2 separate regions of the Homo sapiens genome follow, and region 1 is linked to region 2. A link is a loop called in an ENCODE intact Hi-C map of the cell type or tissue named here. Cell type or tissue: PC-9. All regions are shown on one strand. Links, peaks and the distances in the headings refer to the core of each region. The heading gives the core; the rest is flanking DNA. Region 1 has its middle 8.8 kb from the start of GLS2. Region 2 overlaps RBMS2 (RNA binding motif single stranded interacting protein 2).

Region 1 (2,917 bases), core at 166-2,665, 97 kb after region 2:
GTTTGGTACCCTATGATTGGGAAATTTTGGCAAAATCAGTCTTATCTAAATCCCAATATTTACAATTCAGGACTTGGTGGGTTGATGCTGTCCAGGAACGCATTCGTCTTAATCAGGGCTCTAATCCTCTTGTTAACGTTACGGCTGACCAGTTACTGGGAATGGGTCAATGGGCTGCAATCCGACACCAAACTATACTAAATGATGAGGTTATTGAACAACTGCGAAAATGTTGCTTAGATGCTTGGGACAAAATTCAAGATGATGGTAAAGTATGCCCATCTTTCACAGCCGTCAGACAGGGACAACATGAGCCCTACCCAGACTTTATTGCTCATCTTCAAGACGCAGCAGAAAAGGCTATTCCTGATAGCCACGGCCAAAGACTTGTTGTAGAACTTATGGCTTATGAACAAGCAAATCCAGATTGTCAGGCGGCTATTCGCCCCGTCAAAGGTAAAATTCCACCAGGTGGTGATATACTCACCTCCTACATTAAAGCCTGTGAAGGGGTGGGAGGAACTCTCCATACAGCAATGATTATGGCACAAGCTATGGCCTCTATTCGAATGCCTGGACAATTCTCTGGCCAATGCTTCATATGCGGCCAGAATGGACATGCAAAAAGAAATTGCCCTCGGCGTGCAGGTCGCCATCCTTTACATCACCAACAACAACAACAAAAAACTTTTCAGCAACAAGATGCCCCACCTTCTACTGTATGCCCACGATGCCAAAAGGGTCTTCACTGGGCATCTCAATGCCATTTCAGATTTGATATTGATGGCCATCCTTTACGGCCTTTTAAAAATCAGGGAAACAGGATGAGGGGCCGGCCCCAGGCCCCTCTAAACAATGGGGCATTCGTCAACTCTCAGCCCCGATGTAGGGACCAGCCCCACAGGGTCGGTAGGTCTCTCCCTGTGTGCAGCGATGAGAGAGTGTAGAAATAAAGACACAAGACAAAGAGACAAGAGAAAAGGCAGCTGGGCCCGGGGGACCACTACCACCAATGCGCGGACACCGGTAGTGGCCCCGAATGTCTGGCTGCGCTGTTATTTATTGGATACAAGGCAGAAGGGGCAGGGTAAAGAATGTGAGTCACCTCCAATGATAGGTAAGGTCACGTGGGTCACGTGTCCACTGGACAGGGGGCCCTTCCCTGCCTGGCAGCTGAGGCAGAGAGGGAGAGGAAGCAGAGAGAGAGACAGCTTACATCATTATTTCTGCATATCAGGGACTATTAGTATTTTCACTAATTTACTACTGCTATCTGGAAGGCAGAGCCAGGTGTACAGGATGGAACATGAAGGCAGACTAGGAGTGCGACTAGTGAAGCACAGCATCACAGGGAGACGGTTAGGCCTCCCGATAACTTCGGGCAAGCCTGACTGATGTCAGGCCCTCCACAAGAGGTGGAGGAGCAGAGTCTTCTCTAAACTCCCCTGGGGAAAGGGAGACCTCCCCCCCCCCCGCTTCCCGGTCTGCTAAGTAGCGGGTGTTGTTCCTTGACACCTTTGCTACCGCTGGACCACGATCCCCCTGATAACGGGCGTCTTCCCAGACGCTGGCGTCACCGCTAGACGAAGGAGCCCTCTGGTGGCCCTGTCCGGGCATAACAGAAGGCTCGCACTCTTGTCTTCTGGTCACACCTCACTATGTCCCCTCAGCTCCTATCTCTGTATGGCGTGGTTTTTCCTAGGCTATGATTATAGAGCGAGGATTATCATAATATTGGAATAAAAAGTAATTGCTACAAACTAATGATTAATGATATTCATATATAATCATATCTAAGATCTATATCTGGTATAACTATTCTTGTTTTATATTTTATTATACTGGAACAGCTCGTGTCCTCTGTCTCTTGCCTCGGTGCCTGGGTGGCTTGCCGCCCACATCAAATAAATAAATAAATAAATAAGCTGGGACAAGTGGCATGAGCTTAGAATGTCCCAGGCAAACAAGGAAATACGGTCATTCTAGCAATAATGACAAATATTCACCAATAGGGAATTTGTTAAATAATTATAATACATCCAGACAATAGAATACTATGAAGGAATAAAAGGAAGCACATTATGTACTGATTTGGAAAGTTCTCCAAGATGTATAATAAAAATTGTTAAAGGCAAAATACAAAACAGTGCTTATAGCATGCTGCCATTTATGCGAAGTAAGAATAAATATAACTGCTTAGATACGGATAACATACATCTGGAAGGATATATTGAAAACCAATGACACTGTTTGCCTCCAGGGAGGGAAGCTGGATAGCTGGGAAACAGAAGCAGGATAGCGACTTCATTACATGCCCTTTTGAATTCTGAACCAGCTGAATAAATAAAATTATAAAATAAAATGGCTCCAATAATGAGTTGACTACTTGAAAATTTTGATGACGTATTTTTCCCCTGCTTGTGCTTCTATATTAAATAATAATAATTCTGTTAAAGATTGTGATTCTATAGAGTTCTTTAAGCAGTTTTTTTTTTTTTTTTTTTTTTTAGATAGAGTCTCACTCTGTCGCCCAGCTGGAGTGCAGTGGCGTGATCTTGGCTCACTGCAACCTCTGCCCCCCGGGTTCAAGCAATTCTCCTGCCTCAACCTCCCGAGTAGCTGGGATTACAGGTGTGCGGCACCACGTCTGGCTAATTTTTTGTATTTTTAGAAGAGACGGGGTTTCACCATGTTTGCCATACTGGTCTCGAACTCCTGACCTCAGGTAATCCGCCCACCTCAGCCTCCCAAAGTGCTGGGGTTACAGGCGTGAGCCACTGCGTCCGGCCTAATTCTGCTATAAACATAAGAATATGTTTCATACTGTTCCAGGCAAGCCAGGAAATATGGTGATTCTAGCAATAATAAAAAATGGAGGCCAGGCTCCGTGGCCTCATGCCTGTAATCCCAGCACTTT
Region 2 (2,889 bases), core at 1-2,500:
CCAGGTCCTGCCTTGTGAGATGTGGCCCCAGCTTCCTAAGCTGCCACCTCTGTGTTCCTGTCATAGCAAATATGGGACCATCACCAGCTTACCACTTCCCACTCACGGATAAGACACCAAGACGTAGACTTTTGTGTTTTATTTAAAAAAAAAAAAGTGTGAAGTAAGACAAAATGGACCTCTACCAAGTTGTAGGGAAGGACAAGGAAAAGACCAGGGGTAGAAAAGGAGTGTAAGTTTTAGAATGGTGGCATTGGCATAGATGTGGGAAGAGTATAAAACTAGAAGAAGTCTCCAGATAAAAATATGCAAAATATGTCTGTTTAAGTATAAACATTTTCTGTCCACATGCAAAGAGGTGTTTACCCACCCAAAAAGGGTATATGTTGGAGTGGGGACTTCACTCGCGCTGGATATGTATTACCCTCCAGCCTGGAAACTTTGTCTTGGTGCAACCCCCTAAACTGTATGTTAAGGTAGAAAAGGAACATTCGCTTCCAGCCTTATAAAAATGACAGACTCCCTCTTTGGTGTTTGGTTACCTTCACAGCTATACGCCAGCCACTGAGCAGCTTTCTTGTCCTCTTAAGTTCTAAACTCTGCTCCTATGCTGGTGTCCTCCAACCATTACTTATTACCCTAAGCCGTCACTGCACAGCCTACTCCCCTGGCCTATCACAGCAGGACCTATCTGGAGAGTTCACACTATTCTAGGGCGATCAGTGAGCTAAAAATCCCAGAGAAAACACTGTAGGAATAGAAATTCCCAAGTTTAATTCCCAAGAGTTTAAAAATTATGAGCCTTTTCTAGCCCCCACCTTCCCAACCCTCAGAGAAGGACAGTAAAGAAATCAGTGAATCCAGGTATTTACCTGTTGTTGAATTGTGAGGTTGTGAGGTAGACGTGTAACAAGGACAAGGAAGTTTGGGGATCTGCTTGGAGAATGAAGGTTTATTCAAAACAAGTGGACAGGTCAGGGGTAACGGGTGATGAGGGCACCTGGCTTTTGTAATCATGTGGGGACTGTCCCCTGGGAGGTGCAGCAAAAATCAGAACGGAGACAGAAGCTCACAGTCTGGTTTTAGCTGCCAACTCCTATGGAAGTCCATAGCTGACTCCTATGGAAGGCCTACCAAATGAGGAAATTTCAGGAATTTGCTAATGCGTGGGAGGATTGAAAATGTAGGCAGCACAGAAATAGAGTAGTTGGTTTAAACGGGAATCAGGAAGGATTGGTATAACAAGGCACAAGATTTGGAATTTACCCTTTACAGACTGGCTTTTATAACACCCACCCTCGTCTCTGAAGCCTGCTGATTCAGGGCTAGCAGAGCCTAGGGGCAAGTTTGGGCCAGATCACCCACCCAGTTTATTGCCCTTGGCTAAGAATGCAAAGCCCCTCATGAGCGCAATGCTGCCACTTGCCCAGAAGGTGGGGCATGTGCACAAGGCAGCAGCAATAGTTCTTTTCTAGAAGACTAATAGCCACTGCTACTAGGGATTCCTAGGACATTCCAGCAAGGCCTCTCACAGCATCATATGACGCAAAGTAACAGCCCACGGGTTGACATTGGAGTGACAGGCCTCAACTCCCAATGGGTTGACATTGGAGTGACAGGAGTAGGCACTGGAGGCACTAAGGGAGGGTGAGTGAGCTGATTGTCAAGTTAGGAAAGGAAAACGAATGGAGTGGAGCTGAAGTGGCCCAACCCAGCGCATGGCCTGTGAAGCAGCAAAGTCTGGTCTTCATCTTCAATATGAGTAATGTCCTCTTACCACTCCTTATCTGTTACTGACAAGGTCTATTACCCTTTAGAGCCACCAGGCTTCCTGGCCTGGGCAACTCTACAAATTCTTTAGTTAAAAACACTACAAAGGGCCGGGTGCAGTGGCTCACGCCTGTAATCCCAGCACTTTGGGAGGCCAAGGCAGGTGGATCATTTGAGCCCAGGAGTTCAACACCAGCCTGGGCAATGTGGCAAAACCCTGTCTCTACTAAAAATACAAAAATTAGCCAGGCATGGTGGCAGGCACCTGTAATCCCAGCTACTCAGGAGGCTGAGGCAGGAGAACTGCTTGAACCCAGGAGATGGAGGTTTCAGTGAGCCAAGATCACGCCACTGCACTCCAGCCTGGGCGACAGAGCGAGACTCCGTCTCAAAGAAAAAATAAAAATAAAAAAACTGAAAAGGCCAGGTGTGGTGGCTCATGCCTATAATCCCAGCACTTTGGGAGGCCGAGGTGGGTGGATCATTTGAGCCCAGGAGTTCGAGACGAGGCTGGGCAACATGGCGAAAACCTGTCTCTATTAAAAATACAAAAATTAGCTGTTTGGAGGTCAGGAGTTGGACACTAGCCTGGCCAACGTGGTAAAACCCCATCTCTACTAAAAATAAAAAAATTAGCCAGGCATGGTGGCACAAGCCCATAGTCCCAGCTACTTGGTGGCCGGGGAAGGGGTGGCTGAGGCAAGAGGATCACCTGAGCCTTGGGAGGTCGAGGCTGCAGTGAGCCATTATGGTGCCACTGCACTCCAGCCTGGGCCACAGAGTGAGACCCTGTCTCAAAAAAACAAAACAACAAAACCAAAAAACCAAAAACATTAAAAACAACATCTCATCCAAGCATGGAGGCTCACACCTGTAATCATAGCACTTTGGGAGGCTGAGGTGGGAGGCTCACTTGACAGGAGTTCAAGACCAGTCTGGGCAACATAGTAAGACCCCTGTCTCTACAAAAACTTAAAATAACGAACTGGGCTTGGTAGTATGTGCCTGTACTTCCAGCTACTTGGGAGGCTTAGGTGGGAAGAACCCTTGGGCCCAGGAATTCAAGACTGTAGTAGACTACGACTGCATCACTGCACTCCAGCCTGGGTGACACAGCAA

Evidence for each region. Hi-C counts contacts between places; a loop is a spot of excess contacts. Peaks named below come from ENCODE experiments on the same cell type or tissue, not always from the same donor. Only the 100,000 strongest peaks of a DNase experiment are listed, where the experiment ranks them.
Region 1: a loop joins it to region 2, with 8 times the contacts of the local background. A loop is called at or near these places in 13 of 110 quality-filtered maps.

The regions. Positions count from the first base shown.
Region 1 is chr12:56,495,553-56,498,469 of GRCh38, reverse strand. No RefSeq gene overlaps it. Among named protein-coding and RNA genes, the nearest start is that of GLS2, 8.8 kb to the right of the region's middle. In PC-9, for the core only: CTCF peaks have their summits at 664, 1,373 and 1,574 (motif pointing left); no DNase peak of the experiment used is centred there.
Region 2 is chr12:56,592,836-56,595,724 of GRCh38, reverse strand. RBMS2 (RNA binding motif single stranded interacting protein 2) reads right to left here. Exons shown (of 14, transcript NM_002898.4): 14 at 1-2,889. It overlaps BAZ2A (bromodomain adjacent to zinc finger domain 2A), which reads left to right. Exons shown (of 29, transcript NM_001300905.2): 29 at 1-129. Among named protein-coding and RNA genes, the nearest start is that of BAZ2A, 36 kb to the left of the region's middle. In PC-9, for the core only: CTCF peaks have their summits at 1,202 and 1,401; no DNase peak of the experiment used is centred there; H3K27ac peaks cover 1,313 bases.